Linked DNA regions of Homo sapiens: region 2 is linked to region 1. Evidence: read pairs that join two places in POLR2A ChIA-PET (ENCODE). Cell type or tissue: endothelial cell of umbilical vein. All regions are shown on one strand.

Region 1 (5,000 bases):
CTCCCCTCCTCAAGGGAAATTTAAATTAAGTGGGAAATTACTTTTTGTATAGATGTTCTTTTGTCTTAAATTCATGCTCATGTGACTTTCCACTTGCCATTTAGAGTAACAGTTATTCAAAGAGCATTACCTAAATTCCATCATTAAGAAAAAAACTTATGCCCCTGCTCTGCTCCTTCACCCCTCATCATTATTTTTAAAGCTCTCTAAATGCCTGTCTTGCTTAAAGAATCATAAGACTATGGAAGTGGAATGCACTTGGCATGTTGTTCACTATTCCATGAATTTGTAGACTAAATATGTTATTTCTGTGGCTCATCCAGAAGATGTTGTCATCCTTTAAAATTGCAATTAGCATTATTGTAAAATTCGTTGATGGAAAAAGATCTATTAAGGTTACGTGTATTTTGGATTTAATGTTGCTTTACCTAAGGATGTTAGGGTTCACCAAATCCTGCTTTGCTTGGGATATGCAGGGAGGAAAATTGAGAAGAAATCTTTTTTTTTCCCATTAATAAATGAAAGAACTTCAATGTGAAGAATTTAAAAAAGTCCCAAGCACAGATGGTTCACCTGGGTAATTTGCAAGGAAACTGGATGAGCATAATGTAGGTGGGGAAGACTTAGGGAAATTATTCGGATAGTTCAGTTCCTTTCCTTTTATCTGTCTGAGCCAGTTAGGGGGAAAAAAAAAAATGAGGTTTTTGGATGTCAGAATTACCTGCTGGAATTTTTCATGCACTTTTCAGAATAAAAAACGTCAAAAGAGAGAAGTTAAATTTTCCAGTATGTTTTAAGAAAATAAACAAAATGAGACATGCTGGGGAAAGTGATAGGACACTTTCAGGTTGTGAACCTCAGGGAGTTTCCTGGCTAAGACAGGTGGCTTGGAGTTTTCCCTCTTTCTCCTTCTCTCCTCCCTTCTACTTTACTTTTCTCCCTCTCTTCCTCCTTTTTTTTTCTTTTATTTGCACACCCAGAAGCATGGACCTTTCCTTCTTTTGGTCCTTCTATCCATCAGGGTCAGGTCTTTCAAGATAAGTGGACACAATACCACTGAATCTGTAAACTTCTGATTTGTATGTCATTCTTCTCTGTGAGCCAGCGTTGTCACTGGTTTAAAAAAAATAAAAGCTTTGGCTGGGTGCAGTGGCTCACACCTGTAATCCCAGCACCTTGGGAGACCAAGGCAGGCGGATCACCTGAGGTCAGGAGTTCAAGACCAGCCTGGCCAACATGGCAAAACCTCATCTCTACTAAAAAATACAAAAACTATCTGGGTGTGGTGGCAGGTGCCTGTAATCCCAGCCTTGGGAGGCTGAGGCGGGAGAATTGCTTGAACCTGGGAGGTGGAGGTTTTGCAGTGAGCCGAGATTGAGCCGCTGCACTCCAGCCTGGGCAACAGAGTGAGACTCCATCTCGAAAAAAAATAAATAAAATAAAAGCCTCAGCATGTTGTCCTCTGGCCTGCGAACTTGCTGAAGTATTATTCCTTGTTGTATCCCCCAGGCTATGTTGCTGTCTAGCCTGTGAATAAGGCAAATTCCATATTATGGAGGTAGTGGGCTGTGTGAAAAGAGCACAGATTTTTTATATGATGAGTTACACGACTTAAGGCTAAGTACCTAATTTGTAAGTCCTCATCTGTAAAATAAGAATAATATCTAGTTCAAAGAGATGCGAGAATTATAAATTCTCCTATGTAAGATGCTTTATATATTGCTTGGTATACTTGGTAGGTCCTCAAGAAATGTTTGTTTCTTTTCTGCTAGGTCTCTAGTAATTGGAATTTTGGATGACTGAACATTCAAACTGATGATTTTTGGATGATTAACATTCAACTGATTTTTTGAGCAATTAATATGTAAGGCTTTTCTAAGTCCTGAGGGAGGTAAAACATGAATGATAGGTAGCATTTGCATGCACAGGCACTGTTTTAAGCCATGTGTACATTTTATCTGGCTTTATCTTCTATACACAGTTATGAGATATGCACCATTATCTCCAGTTTATTGATAAAGAAATAGTATAGAGGATTGATTTATCTGAGACCACACAGCTAGTAAGTGGTACAGTTCGCTGAGGCATAAAGAGAGAAACTGATACATGTAATACAAGGCATAACATGGTACTTATTTTTAAAAAGGGTGAACATGACCAGATGATTGAGAAGAGAAGGCAATTGTATTTGGTTTGGGTAGGAAAATTAGGACAGGCTTCAGGGAGAGGATGTCATTTGAGCTGGGCATAGAAGGAATTGAGTGTGTTGTGGAGAGACAAACATGGGAGCCAAAGAGAGAAGAATGTGGTGGCCACGGAGACAGGAACACTTGGGTGCTGCCCCAGAGCAGCAGACAGCTTCACTGGCTTTCTGAAGAATACTGGATGTGTGATAAACAATCCCAGAAGCTGCCCCTGGACCCTGAGCTGGTGCTGGGATCCCAGACCTGAGGTCGGGTTTGAGAGTGAGGCTTCCTCTGCCCAGGGTTGCCACGTGGCAGTGGTGGAGGCTGAACATTGATAGAGAAGTGAAATCAGAAGGTAGGTGACTAATCCAAATAAAAGTTGTGGATCTGAGGGTGGAGGAGTAGAAGGTGGCAGCACAGGATGAGGGAGGATGTTTGAAATGATGGTTGAAAGGGGGAAGCCTAGAGAAGTTTGTGAGCCCCGGATGGTCTCTGCTGTGCCTTTTTAATAGATGCTGGTCCCTCTGGACGTGGGTGAGGAGCAGCTTATTAAGTATTTTCTTCATAGTATTGAAAGGAAGTAGGAGACAAAAGCCTGGGTGGGGAACCTGAGATGGGGTGTTGGACCCATGGAACCTACCTGCCAGTGTCAAGGTAGAGGTGGAAGGATTTGATAGGCTGTTGACCAGTTTTTTTTCTGGGGTTGGCAGTGAAGTAGTGACATAATGGGGATTATGCTTGAGGAAGATTGATCTGCCATTTGTATGGGGATGGATTAGGTTATTTAGACTTTAGGGAGGGAACTTGTATTGGTGCCTTTACACCTTGGGGCAGAATTTGTAAGGCTTTGCAATCGATTCGATTGAGAGGCTGGGAAGTGAGGAAGCAGTTAAAGATGACCTTAATGTCTTTAATAGTGTTTCTATATGTATTAGATATTTGGGTGAGTTCTATGTGGCAGGTGGAGTGCTAGCTACTGGATGAAGAGTGCTGAGCAAAACTGTGTGAGTAGATAGGTGGGGAGGAAGTGGAATGAAAGTGGCTCTTGGGGTTTGAACCTGGGTCCTGGGGAAAGTGGTGTGACATTTACTGAAACAGGACAGGCAGCAGAGGAGTCGGCTTAGAAGCCCTGATGATGCATTTTGTTTTGATGAGTTGAGTTTGAGGTTGATCACAGCAAGTGATCAATCATAAAATTAGACATCTTGGATAGAGATTGGAGATGGCAACAGATAGAAAGTGGGTTGAAAAACAAAGAATGGGCCGGGCGCAGTGGCTCATGCCTGTGGTCCCAGCACTTTGGGAAGCCGAGGCGGGCGGATCACTTGAGGTCGGGGTTTAAGACTAGCCTGGCCAACATGGCGAAACTCCGTCTCTAATAAAAAATACAAAAAGCAGCTGGATGTGGTGGCACATGCCTGCAGTCCCAGCTACTCTGTGGGCTGAGGCAGAAGAATCGCTTGAATCCAGGAGGTGGAGGAGGTTGCAGTGAGCTGAGATCGCGCCACTGCACTCCAGGCCTGGGTGACAGAGCCAGACTCGGTCTCAAAAAAACAAAAAAAATAAAAAAAATAAAGAATGCTCTTTTAGAGATTCAAGGGAAGCAGGCAGAGGGTATGGCCTTATGAGCAAAACTTAAATTTTAGGGGGCAGAAGGAAGATGCTGCAAAGAGTATGGAGGAGGAATCAGTATAACTTGTATATTTCTACCTACCTGTTTTCTTGTGCAGTTTGTTTCCTTTATGGCTTTAGAACAAGGTTTCTTAACCTTAACACTATTTATGCATTTGGGACCAGATAACTGTTATGTCATAGGTGTGTCCTGTGCTTTGTAGGATGCTGAGTGGCACCCCTGGTCCCTGCCCACTATAGGCCACTGAGTAGCACTGCCTCTTCCCAATTATGTCAACCAAAAATGTCTGTAGACTGCTGAATATGCCCTGGGGGGCAGTCACCCATAGTTGAGCCCCACTGCTTTAGGGGTAATGATTTTGTAGTTTTCTTTCTTTTTTCTTCCCACGTGTATCCTGCCCAAACCACAGCCAGGGAGGAATTGGAGGCAGGCGATGCCAGCAAAAGGGTTGAACCTTCATTTGGCTGCAAGGAGTATGTGACTCAGTTCTCAATAAAGTTACATGTAGGAAGATGTTGGGAATTATCCTGTGAAACAGTTTCATGTACTAGGAGAAGTGTGAACTGCTAAGACTATTTCATTGTAGCTCTCAACAGGCCTGGGCCTGTGATATGACTGCATTTATGGACACTGGGGTGGGATGGAGTGGAGGGAATTTTAGCTCTGAAAGTTTGGGGAATTTATCAGTTTCAAAAAGTATTATTTTACAGAAGTCCCTATGTAGTTCTTCAATGCCTTTAGGAGAAGCTATTAATTTAAATGTGTCCTGTCAAAGAAAATAAATGTGTGTCCTAATAAAGGTCCCTAAAAGTTCACGTTGGACATCTCACCCCTCCAAATGAAGTGACACAGGAGGCATACACAGTCCTAGTGGTTTCTGCATACCTGGCACACTGCCTTTTCACCTGGTAGATGCCCATGAGTTAGTTGAGTTGAATTGAAATCCCACCTGTCATTTATGCTTGAAGAATTCTTCCTTTTTGATCTTGAAAGGGGAAGGAGAAGTGCTTGGAGGCAAAAAGCTTTAATCTGTGCAAAATATCAAAGAATAAGTTCATGACCATGTCAGCGGCATTCACAGTTTCATTTGAAATCTTTATTTAGAGATTGGCCTTGGATTTGGGTGTGCTTGTTAGGTCAGTGGAGGGGAGGCTGTTGATTCAGGTTGGGGCTTTTTTCCA
Region 2 (5,000 bases), 200 kb after region 1:
TTTTGTTCTCAGGCAGGCCCCGAGAAGGGTCGTCTAATCAGTCATAATAGAGTGTGCCTCTAAAACGGTGCCTTCCTGCAGGGAGCCTTGCAGATCACAGGGGCCTATTGTAAGAGGAGAAAAAGAAAGTATTGAGGCAGGCGCCAGGCAACAAGGCAAGAAGGAAACACTTAAGCAAAGGGCCTTTAATTTTTATATAACTAACCCAGAAGCATATTTTATAGCCATCTCATAAGAGTCAGGCCTCAATTTGGCTACAGACTTTGCATGGTTCCCTGGGAGCTGTTGCTGGGGAAAGCCAGAGACTGTTACTCACCTTGAAGAGGGACAGAGAGGTGGCTGAAGTCTGGGAGTGTGTTCACTTCAACATCTGGCTGGCAAGATAATACCCAAGGTTTTTGTAAAACCATCTCCTCTCCACTATTAGCCTTTAGGGAAAGCATCCCCTAACCGCCGCCCACCCTTTGAGATGCTTTAAACTATAGCCACCTTTGCCTCCAGGGTCCCAGATTGATCCAAATGGTTTGGGACACTGTTCACAAATGTCTTTCACAGATGTTGGAGAGCATAGTTGGAGCTTTTTTTTTTTGGCAGAAGTTTTGCTTTTGCTTCAATTCTCCTTTACATGAAAATGAATCTTGCTTGTCCTGGGAGTGGCCCACGTTATCTGTGCAGGGTATGGGATTTCATAGCTTCACAATCAGGAGTGAACCAGATGGGGCAAGAGAGTGGTTTGACCTTTATGTTTGGTATTCAGGGCCAGCACAGCCAAGTGCATTCCTCTGAATTTGTTTCTGTGGAGCTTCCATGCCAGTCAGCTTGGCCATATCATGTTCTATTGCCATGCTAGATGAGAATTTTAGACGTTCAAGAATACTGAGGGAGAGAATTTTTTTCAAATTTTTTATTTGCAATGAAACCTTTTTTTCCCCTCAAAAGCAATCTTATCAGACAACTAAGTAAGTATAAGAAAGAAGATCTGGATAGTGAGGGTAGAATTCTCAAGAACCTTACTTAGGCTTTCCCTTTCTCGGCCAAGCCCCTGACTTGGAATTCCCCCTTACTCCCAAAGCTCTGTAACCCATATAGTTTCTTCTCCTTTATTTCCTCTGTAACCCTGATGGCTTTCTTTCTTTTCTTTTCTTTTTTCTTTTTTTTTTTTTTTGAGATGGAGTCTCGCTCTGTCACCCAGGCTGGAGTGCAGTGGCACGATCTCGGCTAACTGCAACCTCCATCCCCCAGGTTCAAGCAATTCTCCTACCTCAGCCTCCTGAATAGCTGGGATTACAGGCGCCTGCCACGACGCCCAGCTAATTTTTGCATTTTTAGTAGAGACTGGTTTTCACTACCTTGGCCAGGCTAGTCTCGAACTCCTGACCTCAGGCAATCCGCCCACCTTGGCCTCCCAAAGTGCTGGGATTACAGGCATGAGCCACCGCGCCGGCCGATTGCTTTCTTAAAGTATGGCTTGCAAACCAGTAGTATTATCTAAGGCTCTCTTTTCTTTTCTTTTCTTTCTTTTTTTTTTTTTTTTGAGACAGAGTCTCACTCTGTCACCCAGGCTAGAGTGCAATGGTGTGACCTTGGCTCACTGGAACCTTCACCTCCCAGGTTCAAGTGATTCTCCTGCCTCAGCCTTCCTAATACGTGGGATTACAGGCGCCCGCCACCATGCCCAATTAATTTTTGTATTTCTAGTAGAAACGGGGTTTCACCCTGTTGGCCAGGCTGGTCTCAAACTCCTGACCTCAGGTGATCCACCTGTCTCGGCCTCCCAAAGTGCTGGGAGTACAGGTGTGAGCCACTGCACCTGGCCTAAGGCTCTCAACTTGATAGATGTGAAAACTGAAGTCCAGGGTTGTTTGCTGAATGGTCCAAGCTAACAACAGGGTAGTGGCTGAACTGTGACTTATAACCCAGGTTTTACAGTCTTGTCTAATGTGCCACATAGTCCCATTTCTACCCTTATAGCCCTTTACCCCCATCAGTCTTAGAGCTTGAAGGTGCAAAGAGAGGCAGTTGTATTAGGCAGGACCCCACAGGGATGGGCAGATAGGTGGCTGTGTTAGCAGACTGAAGTCTCTGGTCCAGGATTGGAGCCTGATCATTTTTACATTAACTGGGATCGTGAATTTATTCACTTGCAGCCGGTTTATAGATGATTTATAATGAAGATGCCTCTTGGTTTTCAGTAGGGTACATACTTTTCCAGGGCATATACTTTTATTTGTCTGCTGGTTTACTTAATTGCTGGTAGCCCCAGCTGCTAGCAGTAGTAGTCTAATTCCTGATAGGGCAGTCCAGTGCACAGAAGGGCTCCTTGCCGCTCTGCTCGGCTCAGTTTTTCTGTAGCTCTTAAACTTTCTCCCCACCCCACTTAATAGAGTACATGTTATTGATTTGGAAACTGGTATCAAAGCTGGTGGGAGAACGAGATATACCAGTGAATATAAAAGTCAAGAATGACACGTTTCAGCTGCAAGAATATAGCTTTTTTATTAAAAAGTTTTTGCACCGTGTATTATCTGGCCTTTGTGGGCAGATGGAAGTGATGCCCATCAATATAGAATGTGTAATGATGTACACGTGCAAATATGCTCCTGGCTCTTAGAAACGTTTTGATGAAGCGCTCGAGTTCATTCCCATGCAGGCCAATGCATGGATTCTGAAAATAACTGAAAATTAGTGTCTCGTTCCTTTCATCCTCACCGATTTTCTAAAGAGGCCACCGCAAAGGAGAGAGCATGTTCCACCATGATGGTCCTGTTTCACCCAGTGCGTGGGGGTGCTCCAGATGTGAGCAGTATGAACGAAGACAACTTTCCTTTGATGTGGGACACAACTTTTACCAACCTTCCCCAAACATATCTTCCTGTTTCCTGTGGGATTGTAGTGTACACTTGTTTAATGATTGCTAAAGTAATGGAGAAACAAATGTGAATCTGGCCTGCATGCTTCCTTTCCTTCCTCAGAAACAAAGTGGGGCTCTGGAATCCTTGCTGTGCCTGTGGAATGTGTCAGGAAACACAACCCTGAGTTCATTAGTTGAGATTGGCAGCAAAGCAGCCTTGGGTCTGGTGGAGCTGTGGTAGTAGGGGTCCTTCTAGTCCTTACCATGGAGAGTGGTCACTCTGTTGCTTTCAAGGTTTCCCAAAGCCGGCATTTGTATTCATAATGTCATTTTGTGCATTTGGGTTATTTTCGCCAAGTTCATAGCAGCTGTAAATAAGAAGATATTTAAGTCTGTTTTTTTTTTTTTTTTTAAGATTAGAGGTATTTCTCTGTTTTGTAACGCACATGTTCTCAGTAGGGATTTGTCTGTTGACAGAATGAGGGCTCTCTAAAGAAACACATATATTCAAGGCTCTTCTTAACATCTACTTCAGGTCTATCTGCCAGGCTAGTGATGTGTTTTTTGGGATCCTTATCCACCATGAAATCTAGTGTTGCTTGTTCTATATTTGATGCCATCTTTTAAAGTAACAGGCTATGAGTAGTTTGTTGCCGTCCACATGTGCTTTTCCAGCCATTCAAAACCTTTTTTTTCTAAGACCCAACATGCACCCCTTGATTATTTTTGGGTTACCTTATTATTCATTGCACTTATGCAGGGGCAGTGGGTCCATTCCTGCGGCATTCCTATGATATCCAATTATAGTAACTGTGTTTGTGTTGCTCAGTTAGAAGTTGAATGAGCTGGAGATTTAATGATCTAGTTAATCAGTTTATAATTGGTAATCAGAAAGACTGAGGGTTTAATCAGCCAGTGTGATATCATATGAGCCATTGGTTCCCAGATGCTGGTCCAACAACCACAAGTATTCACAGATTTCTAGGCCCATCTGGGGAGATTCTTATTCAGTATGTCTCAATATAGACTCTAGGAATCTATCATTTTTCGAGGTTCCATGGAAGTTTCTGGTGCAGGGATGTCAAAGTATGCATGGTATAATGACTATGTCTTTTAGTGATAATGTTTTTCATCTCTGTGTGTCTCAGATACTGCTGGAATGCCTTAACTACCTTCTTTAATGGAATATGTTTATATGGGCATTCTGGGCTATGTGGGAGAAGGAACCTCAGGCTGGCCATCGGGGACCTGGTTCTAGCCTTGGTTCTGCCACTCTCTCAACCTTTCATCAGGTTAGAGAAGTCTAATCTCTGTGTAGGTCTAATTCATAAATTGAGAGCATCAGATTATGCAAAAGGCATTTTTCAGCTTTCTAACATTCTTCGAAGAGCTTTGCCTCCCTAGGAATTGCTTTTGTTGTCACTGTTCACGAACAGCTGTTGCCTCATTTAGTTTAGCGTGTGCCTAGCCCCTCAACCAAACATGAATCACGGTCTGCTTCTCAGGAGAGCTGGTAGCTCTCCCCGAATTCAGGATGGCCTCTTTTCCTCTTCTGTTACTGCCACTACCAATCACCCACAACAAGACCAAAGTACACTGTTTTTTTTTTGAGACAGAGTCTCACTTTGTCGCCCAGGCTGGAATGCAGTGGTATGATCTCGGCTCACTGCAACCTCTGCCTTCTGGGTTCAAGCAATTCTCCTTCCACAGCCTCCCAAGTAGCTGGGATTACAGGTGCATGCCACCACTCCTGGCTAATTTTTGTATTTTTAGTACAGACGGGGTTTTACCATGTTGGCCAGGCTGGTCTCAAACTCCTGACCTCATGTTATCTGCCCACCTCGTCCTCCCAAAGTGCTGGGATTACAGGCGAGAACCACCGTGCCCAGCCTGTATTGGGGTTTCTGCTAAAGAAAATTCACATTGCAGTTCTGACCTTTCGTATAAAACCTCAGGGTTTTTTACCCACAGATCCCTTTTTGCAGGCAAGAGATGCTTGTCTCTTTGGGCGTAAGATGTGACTGATGTCATAGTCTAGGGAGCTGGGCCTGTACTGCCTCACCCCCTTCAACAAACCTTTCATTTCCAGGAACTTGCTGTAGATTGTCTAGGGGGGCCAGCTGAGGAGGGGGGCAGAACATGGTAACCC

The links. Peaks named below come from ENCODE experiments on the same cell type or tissue, not always from the same donor. Only the 100,000 strongest peaks of a DNase experiment are listed, where the experiment ranks them.
Region 2: POLR2A ChIA-PET joins it to region 1 with 5 read pairs; 3 of 35 experiments call an interaction of 5 or more read pairs at or near these places.

The regions. Positions count from the first base shown.
Region 1 is chr2:152,396,704-152,401,703 of GRCh38, forward strand. All of the region lies in intron 1 of FMNL2 (formin like 2), which reads left to right. Among named protein-coding and RNA genes, the nearest start is that of FMNL2, 64 kb to the left of the region's middle. RefSeq lists an enhancer at 4,846-5,000. In endothelial cell of umbilical vein, no CTCF peak of the experiment used is centred here; no DNase peak of the experiment used is centred here.
Region 2 is chr2:152,600,154-152,605,153 of GRCh38, forward strand. The region is part of intron 9 of FMNL2 (formin like 2); the gene reads left to right. Among named protein-coding and RNA genes, the nearest start is that of PRPF40A, 110 kb to the right of the region's middle. In endothelial cell of umbilical vein, no CTCF peak of the experiment used is centred here; a DNase peak (open chromatin) is centred at 3,008.